2 separate regions of the Homo sapiens genome follow, and region 1 is linked to region 2. A link is a contact called in ENCODE Hi-C or POLR2A ChIA-PET data. All regions are on one chromosome and are shown on one strand. The core of a region is the stretch at or near the end of the contact, and the rest is flanking DNA. Distances in the headings are between cores, read along the strand shown.

Region 1 (6,147 bases), core at 729-3,228, 51 kb after region 2:
TCCCAGAGTGCTGGGATTACAGGCGTGAGCCACCGCACCCAGCCTCATCTATATATATTTTTAAAGAGATAAGGCCTTGCTCTGTTGCCCAGGCTGGAGTACAGTGGTGCAACACAGCTCACTGCGGCCTCAAACTCCTGGGCTCAAGCAATCCTCCTGCCTCAGCCTACCACAGTGCTGGGATTACAGGCATGAGCCACAGAGCCTGGCCTGAACCACGTAGTATCTTACTCATTCTTAGTTCCTTATGCCTAGCTCATTAAGTGCTTAATACCATACTATTTACCTCTTCTGCCTTCCTCAGTGTCATTACTATCTTTGAGTATTCATCTCTACTCAGTTGTATGCTCCTGGAGAAGAGCGACCATTGCTCATTCATCTCAGGATCCCACAGAGGGCCTTGCGCATAATAGGTGTTCAACAAATGCAGATGTGAATTGAGTAAATAAATCTTGGATTTCACAGAAACAATAAAGTTTCTTTTTTTTTTGAGACAGAGTCTCGCTCTATCACCCAGGCTGGAGTGCAGTGGTGAGATCTCAGCTCGCTGCAACCTCCGCCTCTGGGGTTCAAGCAATTCTCAGCCTCCCAAGTAGCTGGGATTATAGGTGTGTGCCATCACGCCTGGCTAATTTTTGTATTTTTAGTAGAGACAGGGTTTTACCATGTTGGCCAAGATGGTCTTGAACTCCTGACCTCAAGTGATCCGACCACCTCAGCCTCCCAAAGTGCTGGGATTACAGGCGTAAGCCACCACACTTGGCTTAAAGTTTCATATTTAATAGAAAGAGTCAGCCAGCACTTCAAAATAAAAATCTAATAGATACATAACTTTTAGATTTGATGTGTAAGGGGAAAAAGTCTTGAATCTGATGATGAATTTAATTATCGCTTGTCTGTGTTTTGGATGGCACCTAAAACTGGTCACTCCAAAACCAGGTAGATGTCAGAACAGTCAGCTCAGAGCATGACACGGGGTTTTGCCCCCATCAGTTGTGAGGTCTGTTGCACATAATCTATTGCTAATAGAAGTTTAAATATTGAAGTTCAAGGTAGGCATGGTGGCTCACGACTATAATCCCAGCACTTTGGGAGGCTGAGGTGGGAGGATCGCTTGAGCCCAGGAGTTCAAGACCAGCTTGGGCAACATAGTGAGACCCCATCTCCACAAAAATTTAAAAATTAGCTGGACATGATGGTGCATACCTGTAGTCCAGCTACTCCAGAGGCTCAGGTGGGAGGATTGCTTGAGCCTAGGAGGTCAAGGCTACAGTGAGCTGTGATCGTGCCACTGCACTCAGCCTGGGTGACAGAGCGAGACCTTGTCTCAAAAAAAAAAAAAGGGAATTTGAGAATGATTCAAGATTGTCCCTCTCTGATGTCATTTGTTCTCATCTACGATCAATTGTGCTATCGCTGTCAGAACTAAAGGACTGGAACATGCCATGCTGGGGTGCCCACAGCAGTGAGATCTCCTCTGCAGGGCACCTGCCACGACCGATGGTGGGAAAGCGGTGAGGCCACTGGGCTGGGGGACGTTTACTGCACGTGGGTGGGTGTGTCTACACACATGCCCACACACACACTCAGACAAGACCATGAGCGCCCAGAGGACTCCATCCTGTCCCATGGAGCACTGTACTCCTGAGGCCTGGGTGCATGCCTGGCACATAGCAGGTTCTCAACACATGCACTTAAATAAATGAACAAATGGAATCCTGTGGATCTTGGCAGCCACGCCTCATCACCACATTAGGGATGATCTTTCCCTCGCATGAGGCCATTCTGATAGCTGAACTCTCACGAATGCTTTCAAAATAAATTAAAGTAACACTACAGTATGTGCTTACAGCGCAAGTGTGGCTGGCCTGGCCAGAATTTTCCAGTGTCCATGACCATGGTCTGCAATAGCTGTTATTTTTCATGTTTCTGTCACCTTCCTATCTTACTGAGAGCTAGCGAGGGCGCCCTCGTGTGTCTCTTCATTGTAATATCACCTAGGCCTTGGAAAAAATGTACTGCTGCTGGCCTTGTTTATAATCACCTTGCAAATACCACAGGAAATGACTTGTTTAGTTATATTTCTTGGCTTCACCTTTGTTTTCAAGGCCCCATCAATCTCCAAAATGTCTCAAAAAGCCAAGCTAAAGGTTAGTCCTCCTGCTAGAATGGGCTGGGATGCTTCAGCAGATAAAAATATATATTTAATCAAAACGGCTGAAGCAATGGCTCATGCTGTTATCCCTATGACTCAGGAGGCTGGGGCAGGAGAATCACTTGAGCCCAGAACTTTGAGACCAGCCTGGACATTGTAACAAGACCCCATCTCTACAAAAAATTTCTAAAAATTGGTTTGGTATGGCGGCGTATGCCTGTAGTCCCAGCTACCTGGGAAGCTGAGATGGGAGGATCACTTGACCCCAGAGGTTTGAGGCTGCAGTGAGCTATGATGATGCCACTGAACTCAAGCCTTGGCAATAGAGTGAGACTCTGTGAAAGAAAGAAAGAAAGAGAAAGAAAGAAAGACAAGACAAGAAGGAAGGGAGAGAGAGAGAAAGAAGAAAGAAGAAGGGAAGGAAGGAAGGAAATATATTTAATCAAAACATATTTGAGGCTGGACACGGTGGCTCATGCCTGCAATCCAAGCACTTTGGGAGGCTGAGGTGGGAGGATCACTTGAGGCCAGGAGTTCAAGACCAGCGTGGCCAACATGGCAAAACCTCGTCTCTACTAAAAATACAAAAATTAGCCAGGTGTGGTGGCATGCACCTGTAATTCCAGCTACTTGGGAGGCTGAGGCACACCTCCCTCGCTGGAGCCCAGGAGGCGGAGCTTGCAGTGAGCCGAGATCGTGCCACTGCACTCCAGCCTGGGCGACAGAGTGAGACTGTGTCTCAACAAAACCAAAAAACCAACGACAAAAAAATTGAGTTGTAAGACAAAGTGCTCTGGTAAGGAGATCCAGCCCTGGGATTAAAAGAAGGAAACCAGGCCAGGCGCGATGACTCACGCCTGTAATCCCAGCACTGTGGGAGGCAAAGGTGGGCAGACCACGAGGTCAGGAGATTGAGACCATCCTGGCCAACATGGTGAAACCCCGTCTCTACTAAAAATACAAAAATTAGCTGGGCATGGTGGCACATGCCTGTAATCCCAGCTACTCAGGAGGCTGAGACTGAAAAATCGCTTGAACCAGGGAGCTGGAGGTTGCAGTGAACCGAGATTGCACCACAGCACTCTAGCCTGGCAACAGAGTGAGACCCTGTCTCAAAAAAAAATAAATAAATAAAAGAAGGAAACCAGAGAGAGATTCACTGTAGCTGTAGGCCTCTGTTTTGTGTTTTGTTTCATGGCTTTATTTTTAAATCATTGTACTACGAGAATATGCTTTCAAGAACTAGACCCCACTGGGCTCCATCCTAGGGCAGATCGATTGTCCCATTATCCCCCAACGTACCACAGCTGCTGACAGCTCCGAGACTGGTCAGCGGAGAAGGCCAGAACACTGGAACCTCCCCTGGGGGACACACCATGGCATCCCCGTAGGCAGGTTTGGAAAGCTCTTTGATTCCCAACAGTTCTGCAGATGGAAAAGGAAAATGTAATTTCCTCAGCAGGGAGCATCCAATTAGAACTGGTTGAGTAGTTTATGGTTCTTTCTCTAAAACAGAAACTCAAATTGCAGGATTATTGTAAATGGTATTTGAGGAAGAGGTGAAGGAGAATAGGGATTAAGGCTTTGACAACTCAGGCTACTCCATAATTTACAGTCCATGTGGCATGGTGGTTTCAGAAAACAGAATCTCAAACTGTGTGGCGTGATTTCTGGAAGGATCCTTGGGTGCATTGAGCCTAGTACTCTCATTGTGCAGATTGCTACCAAAGCCAGCCTTGGGGGGTTGACCTTGGTCCAGGCTGGGTCACATCTCATGCACCTAACCTCAGCTGCTTGACTACCAGCAGCAACCTAATCCCGAAGACAGCAAAGATGGATGTGCTGGGCCCAATCCATCCCCGCTAATGATAAAACTCCTCAGCAGACACCATCCTGGTGGGTGGCCCTGAATCATCCTCATGTGATGAAGCTAGCAAGTACTGACTGCATTTTCACAAAAGGCTAGGTTCTGTCTAATGTTGTCGGTTATGCAGTTGAGCAAGTTTAGGTATACCAAACTTGGACCCTCAACCAAGGCCCAGTCTCAAACTCTCATCAGGCCTTCTAAGAGGCCTGCACAGCTTCTTGATATTGGCTCTTCATCTTGGATCTGTTCACTCACTCTCAGATTGAGTGAATACGCTGGGGATCAATGGATTTCAGCTCAAATTAACATATGGAACAAAGCCATCTCCTACCCAAATATACCAAAGAATAGCAGCCCAGATTAGACGTTGCTTCGAGCTCAAATCTCCGGACAAAGAGCCCTGCTGCAACCCTTGGCTTCCTCCAACCCCAGATTCATTGGAAGTTCATAGGAGCTTTACATTTATCAAAGATCCCCAGTGGGTGAGCGTGTAGAGAAAAAAACTCTACCTAAATGGTGTGTTTCCTCTGCTCTCACACCGCAGTAACAGTCATCCACACAGAAGACTCCTGTGACCAAATTTGTAGGGGTTTCTCCCCACCATCAAGCAGGAGGCACCAGCTGGGTGCCCTCCAATTCCATTCCACCTGGAGATAGCATCAGAACCCACGGGTTGAGGGCTCAGTCCCCAAGGCCACCCCCCTACAGACACCAGTTGCAAGTCTGGGCCTCCAGAACTTCTGACCAACTGGCTTCCAGTTTGATTAACCCTCTTTGGGTTTGATTATACCCAAACTCTTTGAGTTTGATTAATTTCCTGGAGCAGCTCACAGACCTTGAGGAAACATTTACTTATGTATACCAGTTTATCATAAAAAATATTGCAGACCGGGTGCGGTGGCTCATACCTGTAATCCCAGCACTTTGGGAGGCCAAGACGGGCAGACCACTTGAGGCCAGGCGTTCAAGACCAGCCTGGCCAACATGGCAAAACCCCATCTCTACTAAAAATACAAAAATTAGCTGGGCATGGTGTTGGGCACCTGTAATCCCAGCTACTTGGGAGGCTGAGGCAGGAGAATCGCTTGAACCCAGGAGATGGAGGTTGCAGTGAGCTGAGATTGCAACGCTGCACTCCAGCCTGGGCGACAGAGGGAAACTGTGTCTCAAAAATAAATAAATTAATTAATTTAATTAAATTAAATAAAGGATATTGCAAAGGATACAGATAGAGATGCCCAGGGCAAGGTGTGGGGGAAGGGGTGCGGAGCTTCCATGCCCTCCTTAGGCACCACCCTCTAGGAACCTACATGTGTTCAGCTATGTAGAAGCTCACTGAAGCCTATCCTCTTGGGGTTTTACGGAGGCTTCATTACATGAGCATGATTGATTAAACCATCAGCCGTGGGTAATCAGCTTGACCTTTAGCCCCTCTTTCCTCCCTGGAGGTTGCGGGGAGGGGTGGAGCTGAAAGTCCCAACCCTCTAATCCTACCTTAGTCTTTCTGGTGACCAGCCCCACCCTGAACCTATCAGACAAAATACAGCATTTTGGAGGTTCCAAGAATTTTAGGAGTTATGAGCCAGGAATTGTGGACAAAACCCAATATATATATTCATTATATATATATATATTTTTTCCTATGTATGTATTATTAAGCCTCGGTAAAAACCCAAAAGGATGTGATATATATAAACTTACATCACAGTGAGACTGGCTATTCTGCCAAGGGTGGCACCTTTAAACCTGAGGGGCATCTGTAAGCCCAGCCCTGATACAGCTGCCAGAGCCTTTGAGCCTTGTTCAGGGCCTTTGCCCCTGGAGACCCCTGGTAAAAACAAAGACAAGCCATGGGAGCTTAGGAACGTGGCAAACTCCTGTCTGCTTCTTAGGCCCAACTCCAAGAGAGGCTGTCAGGATCATGGGCAGGAGCGAGAGACACTGACCTGGGTCGCCGATGTGAACAGGGGGATCATGGGCAGGAGCGAGAGACACTGACCTGGGTTGCCCATGTGAACAGGAAGATCATGGGCAGGAGCGAGAGACACTGACCTGGGTCGCCCATGTGAACAGGTTGCCCCTGCTCACCTCCGAGGGAGCAGCAGGCCCGCACCAGCCCTTCCAG
Region 2 (5,270 bases), core at 1,305-3,804:
TCTGATGATACTATGATTTGAATGTCCCCTCCAAAACGCATGCTGAAATTTAATTGCCATTGTAACTATGCGAAGAGGTGGGACCTTTAAGAGGTATTAGGTCATGGGTTAATGCTGTTATGGTGGGAGAGAGTTTGTTATTGGGGGAGTTCAGCCCCCTTTTTTCCTCTCTTCAGAACTTGCTTGCTTTTCTGCTTTCTGCCAGGAGATGACCCTGCCAGATGCTGGCACCATGCTCTTGGACTTCCCAGTCTCTAGACCCATAAGCCAAAGAAATGTCTGTTCTTTATAAATAACCTAGTCCGTGGTATTCTGTTATAGCCATAGAAAATGGGCTAAGACAGATGGCCTTAATCCTGAGGTTATAATGGTGCCCAGTACTCTGGGGAAATGTTGGGATTTCAATCCCATTTGCTTTAATTCAACAACTTTCAGAAGAATACTGCTAAATTACATGTTAGATATTAGTGCTGGCATATACCAGAGAGGTCATAATATTCAGTTCCCTCTCCATGAAGTCTCCCCTCTGCATTCCCCAAAAACGATAGTCCAGTCTGTCTACAAACAAACACCACCAATGACAACTCACTACTACTCAAGATGACTAATTTCAGGGTCGGGCAGAAAATTTCATGCAAAGTCCAACGAGAGGCTGCTTTCTGGCAAGTCTTTCCCAAAGTGATGGCAGTGATTCAGGATCCTCCCATCACCAGAGTCCATCATCTTGGGGTCTTCCCTTTTCACCCACACAGGTAAGGGGATGCAGCAAAAAGAGAATCTCACAGGGGTTTTTGGCCAAGTGTGGAAATGGCGGATATCCCTGCTACTTACATTCCATTGGTCAGATCCCAGGCATGTGGCCTCAACCTAACTGCAAGGGAGGCTGGGAAAGGTAGTTTTCCTATGGATGCAGGAAAGAGAGGCAGAATTGGTGAGTATCTGGCCAGTCTCTGACAGGCAGCTCTTCAAGCCACCTCAACTTAACAGGTTTTTTGTTTTGTTTTGAAACAGAGCCTTGCTCTGTCACCCAGGCTGGAGTGCAGTGGCACAGTCTTGGCTCATTGCAACCTCTGCTTCTCAAGTTCAACCAATTCTCCTGCCTCAGCCTCCCAAGTAGCTGGGATTACAGGCGTGTGCCACCACAGCCAGCTAATTTTCGTATTTTTAGTAGAGAAGAGGGTTTCACCATGTTGGCCAGGCTGGTCTCAAACTCCTGGCCTCAAGTGATCCACCTGCCTTGGCCTCCCCAGGATTACAGGCATAAGCCACCACATCCAGCCCTAAACTTAAGAGGTTTTAAGCACCCACCCCTCTGTACCTTCCTCTAAACAAAATCCACTTCTTCAAATGCGATGCCTGGAATGTGAAGTGAGAGCAAGTCTGTCTGACCTGCCCCATGGAGAACAGGCCCATTTTCCTCTCTGCTTCTTTACTTCTGGTGAGAAATCTTATTGCTGACACACATTGAGTTTATGTGAATTGCTGGTAAGCCACATCCTCCTCTCCACCTTGCCTAGAGGAAGTGGTTTTTCGAATCTGAGTTAGACCTCATCGTGCAGCCAGTGGAAGCCACAGGGAGTGGGCAGGATGTAGCAGAATGCAGTGGGCTGGACCAAGTCGGGGCTGGTGGTCAGCAAAGCCCGTGCAATGAGGGGCAAGGAACAACCTCAGAGGAATGCCTTTCCCTGCTGAGTGACGGAGGGGCCAGAGGACCTCCAGGGGACTAAGGAGCCCTGACCTGCTTAGCTGGCTCACTTGTCTTTGATCCATCTCCTGCAGGGTCTGTGTGGCTCATTCTCCCCTCAAGGTGCCAAGGTCTCCAGCCTGCCCTTGTTATCCATGGAGCATCCTATGCACTGTTCACCAGGATTACCTCCCCTCAATGTTCTTGGAAATGCCCAGTGATGCTCCTATGTCCCACAAATCCATTCTGGTTGGCACCAGGCCCATATCTCGCCTTAAATCACCCCATCATTCCCTGCATGTCATCTCCTATCTCCCTGTAACTAGCTTCTGCAGGCTGCAGCCACACTCACCATGGCCACCCCATGGATACAGGTGCTTCCTCAAAGCACAGTCAAGGCTAGGATAAAAGAGGAAAGCTGAGCAAAACTACTAAAGGTCTGAGCAGGAATCCTACAGTGGAATGGACAAGCATCAAAACTGGATCCTGGAATGCAGAGCTCCTGTGGTCCTTGGGCTGGGCCCTGCTAAGGGGTCTTCTCCCTTGCATCAGAGCCCCTGATGTTGGACCACAGGCCTGCCTCTCCCTGTAGCGGGGTCAGGGGTTTGGATGTGTCACTGAGTCTAGGACCCTTATTCTCAGCTTTCTCTGGGCTCAACCTGGTGTCAGCCTCTTTACCAAACAACTGAAATCCTCTCCCCATGAATTTCTGCCCACAGTGAAGACAACCCATTACATGGTTATGCCTCAGACTCCTCCATGCCAGAAGAGAACCCTGCTGTTACTACTGCAAAACCAAAGACCCATTTGTGTCTTCCCCCAAAACATGAGTCAGAAGCGTGCTGGCAGCTTTACCATGGTGAGGGCTTCTCTCTTCTAGCCATCAAGATTGCAGAAACGTCGGGGTACAATCTCAATCAGAGGCCCTCGCTACATGGAACTCTGCAGTCCCAAATCAGGGACAAAAATCCTAATTGGAGGACATGTGGTCAGGGAGGCTGCAGAGCTGAGGTGGCTTCACTGAGCCGTGAGATGCCGCAGATCCCCATGTGGCTGAGTTCTCAGGATGCTGGAGGTGTCAGCCCTGCTGCCGCACCAGCACTGAGCACAGCCCCTGCCTGTGGGAACTCCCCTAGAATGACAAAGGGAGACCTGGAGAGCCCCAGCCCCAGCAACTTCCGCCCAGGGCTGCATCATGCCCCTGCATAGGGAGAACTGAAGTCAGTCCCAGAACCACTGTGCTACATCCTCACGCTTAACTGCTGTGTGTACAATGCGGGGTTCATTTCTACCCTCTGTGTTCTATTCTCACAACTGTTGCTCCTTAAAGAATGAAACTAGACCTGTTTAAGGAAATGAATGAAAATTAAGCAGGTTCAACAAACATTTGGGGCCATGGCTGCGAAGCTGGACTCCCCTGATCTGGGTGAGTCAGCCGTCACTCAGCAGTGCAACCAGCACAGGATATTGTAAGAGTGTAATGGGACACGGTCAGTGACTCAGTTTCTAATGTTGTTGGGCACTGTGCAGTGGGAGCTTGTGAAAGAGATAAGGGCAAGTGACTGGAGTTGTTCAGGAGGACTCTGAGCCGCCTGAGCACTGGAGAGGCCTGACCCACCCACAGGGTGAGGCTGCCCTCCTATGCAAGAGGTTAAAGGGTCTGGGCTCAGGGGGTGCAGGGGAGCAGACAGAGAGGAGGTGGAATAGTGTTAGGGGTGAGGTGAGGGGCAGCAATGGTGATAAATGTTAGGCTCTTCAAAGGACCTTTTGCCTTAGTAAACAAAATGCTGTTCTTTTGCCTTAGTAAACAAAATGCTGTTTGGAAAAAAAAGCATTTCAAAGGTATAAATATTTTGGTGGTGGTAGGAGTAAATCTTCTGTAAAACCCAAGAACTTTGTAAATATATATTCCACATTTGCACATTTTACCATTTTCTTTTTTTCCTTTTTTGAGACTAGCTCTTGCTCTGTCACCCATGCTGGAGTGCAGTGGTGTGATCACAGCTCACTGCAGCCTCGAACTCCCAGGCTCCAGTGATCCTCCCACCTTAGCCCCATGAGTAGCTGGGACTACCGGAGCATACCACCATGCCTGGCAAATTTTAAAAACTTTTTTTGTAGAGATGGGATTTCACTATGTTGTCCAAGCTGGTCTCAAACTTCTGGGCTCAAGGGATCCTCCTGCCTTGGCCTCCCAAAGTGTTGAGATCACAGGTGTGAGCCACCATGCACGGCTGCCTGACTATGCCCTAATGATAACAGTACCCCCTCATCCACGTGGAGTATGTTCCAAGATCCCCAGTGGATAGTACTGAACTCGACTGCTGTCAGTTGGAACACGTTTCTGTTCACGTCTTCCACCCACACATGTAATGCCTTTTCCATCTTAACTGATCACTTACCACACATTGTGGCCAGAACTTTTGCAGCTTGAGGTTTGACAACAAAACTAGCACATATCTCTTTTTCCTTCTCAATTCTTTTTTTTTTCTTTTTTGTTTTGAGACAGAGACTCGCTCTGTCACCCAGGCTGGAGTGCAGTGGCGCAATCTGGGCTTACTGCAACCTCCATCTCCCAGTTTCAAGCGATTCTCCCACCTCAGTCTCCCGAGTAGCTGGATTATAGACGCCCACTACCACGCCCGGCTAATTTTTTCTATTTTTGGTAGAGACGGGGTTTTGCCATGTTGCCCAGGCCAGTCTTAAACTCCTGAGCTCAAGTGATCTGCCCTCCTCGGCCTCCCAAAGTGCTGGGAATACTTATAGGCATGAGCCACCATGCCCAGCCTCCTTCTCAATTTCATGGATAGAAAATTCATTCTTACCATAGAGCTTAGTAGCCTCAATATATGAACTTGTTCTTTATTAAGTCAAGAACTTTCACCTTTTCGGGTAAATATATATACAGTATGCTTACCTAGTCCTCCATGCCCGTGCAGCAATATGGAGAGGAAGGGAATTCCTAACTTCCGAGGGAACACCTATCAAACATCAGGAAGCCATTAGGAGATTATTATTGGCTGTACAGAAACCTAAAGAGGTGGCAGTCTTACACTGCCGGGGTCACCAGAAAGGAAAGGAAAGGGAAATAGAAAGGAACCACCAAGCGGATATTGAAGCCAAAAGAGCCACAAGGCAGGACCCTCCATTAGAAATGCTTATAGAAGGAGCCCTAGTATAGGGTAATCCCCTCCAGGAAACCAAGCCCCAGTACTCAGAAGAAATAGAATGGGGAACCTCACGAGGACATAGTTTCCTCCCCTCAGAATGGCCAGCCACCGAAGAAGGAAAAATACTTATGCCTGCAGCTAACCAATGGAAATTACTTAAAACCCTTCACCATATCTTTCTCTTAGGCATTAATAGCACCCATCAGATGGTCAAATTATTATTTACTAGACCAGGCCTTTTCAAAACTATCAAGCAGATAGTCAAGGCCTGTGAAGTGTGCCAAAGAAATAATCCCCTGCACTGCAGCCCATACATTTCAATCCCTTTATCTTTAACCTCCTTGTTAAGTTTGTCTCTTCCAGAATCAAAGCTGTAAAACTACAAATAGTTCTTCAAATGGAGCCCCAGATGCAGT

What was found. A loop is a pair of places that touch in the nucleus more often than their neighbours do. ChIA-PET counts read pairs that join two places held with the same protein, here RNA polymerase II (POLR2A). Pooled maps may share reads with other maps.
Region 1: a map of PC-3 shows a loop between it and region 2 (5-fold over the local background). The contact joins two enhancer-like sites. A Hi-C loop is called at or near these places in 5 of 168 maps with a recorded cell type or tissue (CD4-positive, alpha-beta memory T cell, PC-3, naive thymus-derived CD4-positive, alpha-beta T cell and 1 more), 5 of 37 single-sample maps with no recorded cell type and 13 of 50 pooled maps. POLR2A ChIA-PET finds 5 or more read pairs at or near these places in 11 of 52 experiments (A673, CD4-positive, alpha-beta T cell, CD4-positive, alpha-beta memory T cell and 7 more).

What each region holds. Positions count from the first base shown.
Region 1 is chr14:91,173,367-91,179,513 of GRCh38, reverse strand. DGLUCY (D-glutamate cyclase) reads right to left here. Exons shown (of 14, transcript NM_001102368.3): 6 at 6,075-6,147; 7 at 3,458-3,580. Among named protein-coding and RNA genes, the nearest start is that of SNORA11B, 50 kb to the right of the region's middle. Within about 2 kb of position 1,978, at least 4 of the 41 ENCODE cell types and tissues checked have a DNase peak (open chromatin) inside an H3K27ac peak, as active enhancers do; they include CD4-positive, alpha-beta T cell, where a contact is called at or near this core.
Region 2 is chr14:91,226,180-91,231,449 of GRCh38, reverse strand. No RefSeq gene overlaps it. Among named protein-coding and RNA genes, the nearest start is that of GPR68, 16 kb to the left of the region's middle. RefSeq lists enhancers at 1,617-1,666, 2,214-2,303, 2,364-2,683, 2,714-2,993, 3,004-3,063. Within about 2 kb of position 2,554, at least 11 of the 41 ENCODE cell types and tissues checked have a DNase peak (open chromatin) inside an H3K27ac peak, as active enhancers do; they include CD4-positive, alpha-beta T cell, where a contact is called at or near this core.